Linked DNA regions of Mus musculus: region 2 is linked to region 1. A link is a loop called in an ENCODE intact Hi-C map of the cell type or tissue named here. Cell type or tissue: left cerebral cortex. All regions are shown on one strand. Links, peaks and the distances in the headings refer to the core of each region. The heading gives the core; the rest is flanking DNA. Region 1 holds the start of Smg1 (SMG1 homolog, phosphatidylinositol 3-kinase-related kinase (C. elegans)). Region 2 holds the start of Arl6ip1 (ADP-ribosylation factor-like 6 interacting protein 1).

What was found. Hi-C counts contacts between places; a loop is a spot of excess contacts. Peaks named below come from ENCODE experiments on the same cell type or tissue, not always from the same donor. Only the 100,000 strongest peaks of a DNase experiment are listed, where the experiment ranks them.
Region 2: a loop joins it to region 1, with 3 times the contacts of the local background. A loop is called at or near these places in 2 of 42 quality-filtered maps.

The regions. Positions count from the first base shown.
Region 1 is chr7:118,241,369-118,246,674 of GRCm38, forward strand. It overlaps Smg1 (SMG1 homolog, phosphatidylinositol 3-kinase-related kinase (C. elegans)), which reads right to left and starts at 2,269. Exons shown (of 63, transcript NM_001031814.1): 1 at 1,837-2,269. The coding sequence starts at 1,922. 4930583K01Rik (RIKEN cDNA 4930583K01 gene) reads left to right here and starts at 2,539. Exons shown (of 2, transcript NR_027879.1): 1 at 2,539-2,597; 2 at 3,360-4,183. In left cerebral cortex, for the core only: no CTCF peak of the experiment used is centred there; DNase peaks (open chromatin) are centred at 2,442 and 3,153; H3K4me3 peaks cover 2,619 bases; H3K27ac peaks cover 1,597 bases.
Region 2 is chr7:118,126,789-118,132,160 of GRCm38, forward strand. Arl6ip1 (ADP-ribosylation factor-like 6 interacting protein 1) reads right to left here and starts at 2,837. Exons shown (of 6, transcript NM_019419.2): 1 at 2,681-2,837; 2 at 346-479. The coding sequence starts at 2,716. It overlaps Smg1 (SMG1 homolog, phosphatidylinositol 3-kinase-related kinase (C. elegans)), which reads right to left. Exons shown (of 63, transcript NM_001031814.1): 63 at 4,524-5,372. In left cerebral cortex, for the core only: a CTCF peak has its summit at 2,498; DNase peaks (open chromatin) are centred at 520, 2,242 and 2,905; H3K4me3 peaks cover 2,592 bases; H3K27ac peaks cover 1,366 bases.

The sequences.
Region 1 (5,306 bases), core at 1-5,000:
TTACAAATAAACCAAGTTTGCTATGAGGTATGTGTATATTCCTGTTTCCTCTAGAAAGCAAGTACTCCTGCCTTGTACTCCATAAACCCACGTGTGCACCTCATCATAGTCGTACTCTCTATCCAAGAATTCAATCAGAGCTCATAGAAAGTTTTCATCCTTTCCCCATACACCCTCACTATGCCAAGAAACAAAAATATTTGAAACATAGGTGACATTAACTAACAACCTATGCACATATTCCTTAACTATATAAGCCATTCTGCTCTGTGTGTGTTTTTGTGTGTGCGTGTGTGTGTGTGTGTGTGTGTGTGTGTGTGTATACAGGTCATAATATGCTAAAATATAGTAGAATCCATTGTTTTCCGAGACAGGAGACAAGGGTTTATCTTGGCTGTCTTGGAACTCAGACCAGGCTGGACTCAAACTCTCAGGAAGCCACCTGCCTCTGCCTCCCAAGTGCTGGGATTAAAAGTGTGCACCACCATAGCCAGCTGTAGAATCCATTTTTAAATAAGAGCTCTATCAAAAGTCAAATTCAAGTTCATTTATCACCTAATGTGTCAGCTGCTTAAAATCAAACCTCACACATTTCAATAACAGTGAAATCAAAGCATGTCAATGAAAAGAATGTCAACTTGTTTTATTTAACGCACTGCACAAACCTTCATGCAGGGCAAGTCAAAGCGATGATTTTGCAAACACTCCTTATAACTGCTTCAAATCTCAAATCTAGACTTAGGCATTCGTTTTTACAATCATTTAGTCACAAACATCAGTTCTCAAGAGACACAATGTTTAGGAATGCACGTTAAACAAAATAAGTGTACCCCTATTAGCCAAAGAGCATTTTAATTTCTCTACCAACTCTTAAAATGTAACACACTAACTTCTAAAATACTCCACTTCCAAGCTGTTCTGAAATTAGGAGGATCTACTAGAAAGCAAGACCAACACCAAAAAGTGTACGCTTTCCATTCACGTGGCCATTCTGAACAACGGAGTGTACTTCAAAGAATACATCAACTTCTACTGAAAGACAGGTTTTATACATTTAGGAAGTCCTAGGCACTGTTAAAGCTCAAGTAGTCTCTGAATACTTGAAGCCTTTACTCAGCAAAGAATGGGAACCTACATTAAGTATAACCAGTCCATAATCAGAAAGAACTGACTAGAAATAGTTTTTCTTTCGTATTTTTCTCTTAATATTTTAAATCCAACCAGACTCCAATTCCTTCATGCAAAACGAAATTTCTCTACTCCTGAGAATACAAATTCACTCCAAAGCGCCCTGGGAAATTACTGTTTCCAGAAAAACTATTTCTGCAGTTGGGGAAAACTTAAAATGCCCCAGTGCCTGATTGTGTCGATTTCATTCACAGTCCCATAATCTCATCTTTTGGTCGACTAACATCCTGTCTAAAGTCAGAGGAAGACCTCGGTAGAGTTCTCAGCTTTTAAAATACATTAATTAACACGTGGGAGTCCAGAAGGACGCAGAGTTAAGGTGGTCTTTGGCATGAGGACTGGACGCGGAGCCGAGGAAGTTAATAGGTAACAGGGAGGGTTCCTGGACCTCAAATCTCAACTTGGAGTTAGACGGCAGTGGAACGTCCTCCTCCACCCAAGCTCAGAGCCACTGCTCCAGCCATCCGGCTGAGGCGGCCAGCCGGGCACAGAGGCCTCCGCTGCCCGCAGCTTTCCTGCCGGACCAGGCCCGGAGGACACCCAGGAAGCCGCGCCCGGCTCCAGGGACCGCGGGCCTAGGCCGCGCCTCCCAGTCCCGCGGGCCTAGGCCTCGGCCAGCTCCAGGCGAGGCTCGACGCGGTCACCCACCTGGGTTGCCAGTCATTCCAGCTCCGCGGGTACTTGGTGCCGCCGCCGCCGCTGCTCAGCCGAGACCCCGGGGCTCTGCGGCTCATTACCTTCCCCGACACGACATGGCCAAGCGCCGCCGCCCGAAGAAGCGCGAGTCGCCGCCTGAACCGGCCGCCGCCGACACTGCGATCTGGCCCGGGGCTGAGGAGGAAGCCGCGGAGGGGGCGGCGGAGGGCGGGGGAGGCGGACGGCCGTTCCGGGTTCCGCTGGAGCCCGCAACGCAGGAGCAGGAGGCGGGAGCGGCGCGGCGAGGGGGAGGCGGAGGCAGGCGAGGCGACGTCTCTTCCAGGGCAGCGCGCGGCCCGCGACGCTGGGGCCCAGGAGGACGAGGACAGCGAGGAGGCGGTGGCGGCGGCTCCTCACGCTCACACGGCCACGGCTTCCCCGCCTCCCGGCTCCGCCCGCCGCGCCGCCGCTGCCGCACGGCATGCTGGGAGCGAGGGGCGGTGCCGGCGCCCTAGGAGCCTGGAGAGGGGCGGGGCTCGGGGTGAAAGGCGGGGCTATTGGTCACAGAATATGGACTAGAGGCGGGGCTTATGACAGGGGTAGGGTCACCTAGGAGGGGCGGTGCCGGCGCGCCCCAAGCCTGGAGAAGAAGGGCGGGACTAGTTGGGGCGTGGTCTGTGGCTGCTGAACCTGGAGAGGGGAGGGGCGAAAGTCAAAAGGCGGGACCTGCTCGAGAGGCACTGGAGTTCTGAGAGCCTAGACTTCAAGGCGAGGTCCGCGTTCGCGTAGCTAAAAGGGGTGGGGCTTTGAGGAGAAGGCGAGAACTACTGGAGAGCAGGGACCCGAGCGGACCTCCCTGGGCCTCCTGAGCAGCAGCTCTGTCTGCGGGTGGTAGAGAGCAATGTGGACTCGTCGCGGGGCATCATGGGAGAGGGGATCTCCACCCCGGGTCCACACACGCCCTCCCATACACTCGGAGGACCGGCAGTCAGGTGTGAACAGGCGTCCAATGGAGGACAGGAGGGGGAGCGTGCCCTTGAGCGCTAATGCGCGCACACAGATGTGCCCTTGGCGCTCACGTGCGTCCACCTGCCTGCCACCGTCTTAAGGGAAAAAGTCAGAATAGTAAAATCGAGGAAGGGGAAGTGAAAGCGACACCTTTTCAACCCCTACCTGAAATGTCATGCAGTCCTGGTACATATTTTCCAAAAGTGAAAAACAACGCCTGCTTCCTGCCCCATGAACTGTGCTCTGTAATCTGGTTCCTTCTAGTAGTAAGAGGCCTGTTACCCACACTCTCCTGAAAGAATTCGATAAAGCACTGGGCACATTATGTGAACGCAATATACTCCTTTGTGTGCGTGTTTACATGTGAAGTACAGAGAACAACCTCAAGTGTTGCTCATAAGCCTCCAGCTACCATGTATTTTGAGGCAAGGTCTCTCTCTCACTAGCTGGCCAGAGAGCCCCACGAATCTTCTGTTTCCTCAACGCTGGCTTTACAAACGGTGACACCATTTCTGGCTTTTTTTCAGGTGGTTTCTCGTGTGTGCGGGGCAAGCACTTTAATGACTGAGCTATCTCCCTAGCTGCAGGCTCAACTTTAAAAATAGCCGAGATACACATCAAGCAAGTATTTAAACCTTTTCCACATAAAGTTTTTAGGCCATCCATCGTTTTGCCTCACAAGAGAAGTATGTATACATCACTTAAGTAATTCAAAATTGTTACCAAGGACATGGCTCAGAAAGTAGAATGCTCAAAGCAGGAGCAAGCACGAATCACTGGGTTCCATCCCCAGCACCCCATAAATGCAGCATGACGATGTGTCTGTAACCCTAGCATTCAAGAAATGGAAACCGGAAGTTGTTCAGGCTCACCTTCCGCAAACCTGGCCTACATGGGACACTGCCTACCCAACCCCCAAGAAATAAAACTATCACTAAAGTACTTAATTATCAGGCGATATCTCCCTATGAGTATATCCCTTACATTTTTCCACCATCTGATCCTGAGTATGCCCACAAATCCGTCAATGAAGGAGGATCCTGCTATTCCAAAAGACAATCAAATGATTTTTTTTCTCTTTCTGCCACCCACATTGCCCACCATTGCAGAAGAAGTGGGGGGAAAGTCTTCTGAAAAATACGATCTTTGACTCAAGACAGAAATTCCCACAAGGAATTGGCCAGACCCAGGCCTGGTCACCAACCTACTGTAAAAAAAAAAAAATCAATAATGGAGCTGGAAAGTAGTTCAGTGTTGCAGCAGTTTGGTCACCTACCATGTTTGAGGCCTCCTGTTCAATCGCCAGTGCTGTAAAATAATGATCGTTACTTCAATAAGATTGCTTCCATACTGAAATTGCTCTGGGCATCTTCATAAATGCCAATTTACTTCTCACTGAAAAAAGGATACAAGGAAGGGACCCACCAGGTGCATAAGTTAAAAAGCACAGCTGGGCTCCAACTCATAACTCTCCTGCATCTGCCTCTTGGGTGCTGGATTTACAGGCATGTGCCATTATGCCTGGTTTTGCCTTTTTTTTAAAGATTTATTTATTTTATTTATATGAGTACACTGTGGCTGTCATTAGACATACCAGAAGAGGGAATCAATCAGATCCCATTACAGATGGTTTTAAGCTACCGTGTGGTTTCTGGGAATTGAACTCAGGACCTCTGGAAGAGAAACCGGTGTAAGAACACCGCTGAGCCATTTCTCCAGCCCCATGCCTGGATTTTTAGAAGGTATTCTTGTTTTGTTACTTATATGTTTAATTATAGAAGCAATGATAAACACATAATCTAGTATTTTTTAAGTATTTTATTCTTAATTATAGGAGTGGGGAGTAGCAAATACTAATAGGGTACTATTAGTCCAAAGAGAACGTTGGATCTCCTGGAACCGGAGTTATAGGCAGTTTGGAGCCAGCCAGTGGGTGCTGGGAACCAAACTCAGGTCCTCTGTAAGAGCAGTGTATGTTCTTGAGCCCTGTATTGTAAAGTACACCTTTAAGCTGGGGAATCGGAGACAGAGGCAGGGAAATCTCTGTGAGTGTGAGTCTATACAGAGAGTTCCAGGACAGCCAGACTACATAATAAGAATATATAGATGGGGTACATATTCTGAACTGTTGAGCCATCTCTCCAGCCCCAGTCCTTAGTACATTCTAATATGTCATCTAATCATGGTTTGGTCTTTTAGTCGAAATTCAGCAAAATTGATGGAGTACCTACTAACCAAGAAATTGACACTAGGACAGCCATCAGCACCCAGCCCTCAAGAAGCTTAGGGAGAAAGCACTAAGGGCAGGACCTATCATGAGAACTGACTGAAGTCCTCCAATTTGTTCAGGTCCCCTCTCGCTCCCTGCTAGAGCAGCTCTCAGTCTGGCTGCAGGTGCCTTTTGCCTGATGCCATTCCTCAGTTCCAAAGTCTGGTTTTTAGATTGTTTCCCTCACAGTGTGTTGGTTTGTTTG
Region 2 (5,372 bases), core at 59-5,058, 110 kb before region 1:
GGCTGTCCTGGAACTCATTCTGCAGCCCAGGCTGGCCTCGAACTCAGAAATCTGCCTGCCTCTGCCTCCCCAGTGCTGGGATTAAAGGCGTGCGCCACCACGCCCAGCTGGGTCCTCAAAATTTACTAGAAGGAATATAATAAAGCAAGAGTGCTGAAACACAAGAGTTTGCGTGTCCGGGATTTACTCAACTGCATCAAGTTACAACTTTACATAAGGACTACAAATCTAGAAAGAGGGCAAGCTGCTTGCAATAAAGGCATTCCTTTTGGATTATGTATTACAAAAGCTTCTCTAAGCACAGGCTATGAACCCTCTGAGCATTAGCAATAGAATCTCACTTACAGGAACAGCAGGGAAACCACACCCATGATGGCAGGTGGAAACCAGGCTCTTTCCCATCGAAGGACTTTGTCAGCCATCAGCATCACCTCTCCCCAGCCTTGCAGCTGCTCTTCAAGACTTGCAGTCTCCACGGCCTACACATGATCAACAGTTAAGACTGTTACTTTGCCAATCTCAACACTTTGGTGGCTCAGAGAGTACTTTCTCAGGCATCAAAAACACGTAAAATGCCTTTTACAAAACTGTTATCTTAAACAAGGTGAGTCATGAAAACCTGCAATTTTGGCACCAAATATGAAAATCCATGGGTAGGAAAAAGCCTAGGCTTTAATGGTCATTTTAGCACTGGGCCATATGTCCATGATGTATAATAATATTCCCAAGATTTCACAATTTATTTCAATATTCATGAAAGTGAGCTTAATATGGGAAACTAATATCCCCAAATGCAGCCACAGAGCCAAGAGGCAGTGCTCAGAATATTACTAGATTGAATATTCTGTTTGCCCATTTCAGGTGGTTGGCATTGATCTGTCGATTGGCCGTTTTATTGATTGAAGTCCTTCTAAATCCATCAGGAGAACCTTTCCCTTAACACTAAGTACATAAATCTCTAAAATAGCTTTGTATAATGGAATGACTCTGATGTTGGCAGTCACTGTGGAATTAAAGAAAACTCTTTCAACCAAACTATGTGAGCTCAGCACTTAATGGCTCCTCATCATTAATGATAGAATTTCAATTAAATCTCAAAATTTTTCTGCATATGTGACAACTAGCCAAAAGCACACCTTTACCATGGGCTACTGTGACCTGAACCTATCAGGGACTTTGGTAACGGAAGGTATTTAGAACCTGTTTGTGCAGAACTCTGGATTCAACATCCAGGAACTACATACACACAATGCCCAACTGACACTATCAACTCTTCACAAAGGAATATGCAAATATAGAACAGTTCAGGCTAATTTTAATAAAGATGAGATATGTGACTAAGTACTTTTGACATCTCCCCATACTAGAAATCCTAAACATTTTACATGTTATACTTCAATTGACGCTCCAAAAAAACTGGAAAAGGTATTCTCACAACCTCTACTTTAAGATAAGGCGACTGAGACATAAAGGGGTTAATATATTTAAATCCAGGAAATCCAAGACTAATGGACTTGCTCTCCTTAAAATGATGGAAATAGTAGTGATCAGGCCCTCTCCCATGATAGTTTCCTTGTACAGCAATTAATCCTCTTATTGAATTGTTTGCTGGTATTGTGTAGGAGGAGTTTAAGGGTACAGGGTAAGCATCTCTATTGTATGGTACTGTGTGTGTGTGTGTGTGTGTGTGTGTGTGTGTAGGGAATTTAAGGATACAGGGAATGCACCTCTAAACACAAATACAAACTGAAAATCTTGCACTAATCAAAACTGTCCCGAAGAATCTTGTCGGCACTTAGCAGTTAAAAAGGCAGGCATTAAAAGCTGATTGCTTTTTTCATTTCTGATATGGCCTGCCTTTTCTGGGGAATGACAATACAGAAAAAAAAAAAAAAAGATCTTTCGTTCTTGCCTAGGTGGGTGATGCAGTTAAAAATTTGAAACTAGCAGGGCCTGGTGATGCGCAACTGTAATCCCAGCACAGGAGGATGACAAATACAAGGCTAGCCTCGTCAAGCTACACGAAAACCTAGCCTTAAAAACCAAAAACAAAGACCTAACCAAAAACAAAGACCTGTAATGAAGCAAACGCGCCCTCTTCTAATACCATCATCTCGTGTAGCTCCGTCAAATCCGTGCTAAATCATTTTTAAAGTTGCATCCAGTCCCGTGAGTCCCTCGCCAGTTCCCAGACAAGTGCCAGGATCCCCCACTGTCCTTTCCGCAGAACCCGTTTTCAGCTTCCTGCGGTGAACTCCAACCAGCCAGCTCCAACAAATTCTGTGTCAGCGATAAACTAATTCTCTGTAGCAGCCCTTTGACCCTCCACCCTTGCGCCAAGTTTTAGGAGAAAAAGAATCATGATTAAAAATAATCTACGGAACATGAGATTAAGATCAAAGGGCAAAACAGGTAGGTCTCCGGCCTGAGCCGGAGCGCTAGACAAGGCCCCTGGCGGCCGAGTGCCCCAACCTGTTACCCAGGTTCCTTCTTGCCACAGCCCCCTTCTCACACTTCCTCACGCACGGCCCAAGCCTTATGGTGCAGGATTCCGGGGGACGTTGGGGATCGCCAGCAGCGACCTCCACCGTGGAGATAAGGCCTGGCTGTCCCTGGTAGTCCACCGAGGCCAGGAGGCCCATCCGGAAACTCCGGGGACAGACTGACCACCGCAACTCACCAGCAGGTTGCTGCTGCGGTTATCCCCCTCCGCCATCGTTCCAGACTCGCGGTTATCAACGAGCGAACACACACTATCCCCCCAACACCAGCAAGGCAACCCGAGCGCGGGGGAACGCCCCGCAGTCTGCTTATATAGGCTAGCTGCCTTTCCCGACAGCCCTCGCGAAACTCGCTCCTCATTGGGTAGACCGCACTCCGGCTTCTGGGAAGTCGGGCCAACCGGCAGCTAGCGCATGACTTGAAATCCAGGTCAAAGGAGAGCGAAACTGAAAGACTCTGACCAATCAGAGTGCAGGGGTGTGGCCCTCGAGAGGCGGAGCGGAAGGAAGCGGTTCAACCGCCGTACCTAGTCTCTCACCCAGATCTTCCTAAATCCTGGGGCCTCTCTAGTCCCTAGCTCTTCTGCTGGAAATCAAAACCGCTCAGGCGCCTGTCCGCTCAGCTGCGCAGGGGATGCGCAATGGCATCCTATGCGGAGGCTGGAAGGGCAAGGACGCTTTAGGTTGCTGTGGCACCTGCTGACTGAAGTATTGGCTGCCCCAAGTGAGCGCTGTCTGTGCCTTCTCCCCAGCTCTGGCCTTTGGAGAACATGGAAGATGCACAAACTCTTAAAGGGCTTCATTTGCAGCCAGTTTTTGGGGGAATCATTTGCGGGGTGCTTCACTTGATAATCTATGAGTACTTCAGGTAGCTAGGGGAGCGCTTCATTCGGAGGGATGGATGAGTAGAGGAGCAATTCGGATGTTGGAGGGCTTCAGACTGATAGATTAATGGATGTATGGGGAAGCCAGGCTAAATACGACCTTCAACTAATTTTAAATTATTTTTAAAAACACTTCGTTCCTTAATTCCCAGGTTCTTTAAAGGCCTTGGAGGTTAAAGAGAAATGTGAGAGATCACATAGTGCTCCTAAATATGCCTGGTCCCTTCCTGGCCTATGGTGGCTCTGTCAAAGGGGCATACAATTTGTCATAGAACTTGTGGAAAGTACTAGAAGGTACAGACAACAGTTTTGACCAGGAAGGACGCTCATTGTGTGTGGGCGGGGCGGGGGGGGGATATTATGACTTCGGTTGATACAGAAATCATGTCAAAAATTGTAAAGCCTGGAATTCCCTCCTTCTCCTCAGTATTGAGAACAAAAGGACCCAAACAGCTGCTACCAAGCAATGAGGTGCCCATCTTGGTGGTACCAGGAGCAGTCACTTTGCTAAGAGAGGGCAGAGTAATAAGTTTTTCCTTGGCAACTTGGCTACTGCCCCAGAAAGCTTAGTTTAGTCGGTGTTCCCAAAGTAAAATTTAAGTTTAGGCCAGTCCCAGGTCCCAATCCAGCTCTCACTAACCTTCCAAATGGCTCAGAGGTTACAAACACCTCTTTTTCTACCACAAAGTGACCTTTTGAAATGTGTCAGAAGATGAAGCTCGTAACACAAATCTTCCTCAGAACTTTGGCACTGCAAATGAAGAAGATCTTTGCAAATACTCTTCTTCTTTCAGAGCTTTCACTCACAATTAAGGCTCTGCAGTTTTGTTTTAAATATTGCTAAAATTAAGCTTCATGCATTTTCTGTGTAATCCTGGCTGTCCTGAAACTTGCTTTATAAACCAGATTCGCCTAGAAATTCCACCTATCCTTGCCTCCCCTGGGATTGAAGGTGTCGATTCTTATCTAAGAACTTTCCTACTGAAATAATTAACTCGCTGTTCAAAAGGGAGTAAAACATTTTTTAAGAAATTTTTTTAATTTGGAGAGATAATATGAAAAAAAAAAGCCACAAAACTATTGCAAAACAAACTTTCTGGGATCTACTTCAATAAATTCAGAGCTTAGATACTGTTATCTTTTTAAGACTTGAACCTTTATTTTTATTTTTTTGAAAAACAGGTATTTCATACAATCTTTACCATGTTAATGTAAAGTAGGCAGGTGTTTTTGTTTTTCAAATGATGCATTATGGACATTTTCAGGAAGCTGGTGTTATTTATTCAACTTTTAATCTTAAATACAAGCACAAAATTATATCCATCAGGAGGCATTACAACTTAAAAATAAGCCACTATTTGTACAATGTTACTAAGACAAGGAAGATTCAGTTCAACTCAACTTACTCTTAAATAAGAGTTTAAAAAAAAAAAAAACACAAAATGTGATGTCATTGCCACCTGACATTCCAGGTAGAAACTTAAGTGACTTGTAAATTGAAAAATGACACAGAATCTGAAACAGGAGCTGAACCACACTGTCAGAAAAAGGGAGAACAACCACTGCCAATCACCCTGTTGTGGAAAAATAAAATTTCAGAACTATATTCTTTGCCATCTTCAAATAGCCAGCTGATTTGAGTTTTTAACATTAGCACTAGAACTTCCCAATGAGCCCCAATTGTCAAGTTTTCTCTACATGGTTGCCTTTTCAAACCTAAGCAGTTAGCTTTTTGTAGACAGTGACGTTATCTAGGCCCAAAAGCAGGCAAAGTACAGTGACTGCCTCCTCTTGAATCTTTGCACAGCATTGTGATGCTCACCAGCACTATTAGGAATCTACCTACCCTATCGAGGTAACTGAGGATGAACTTCAGTGACTAGTGCGTTATTTTTTGCCTCCTTGATTTGGGGGGAGGGTTCTAAATTACTAGCATTTTATAAATTCAACATATAAAACAATGTTGGTCTTCGTCTGCGTCTGAACA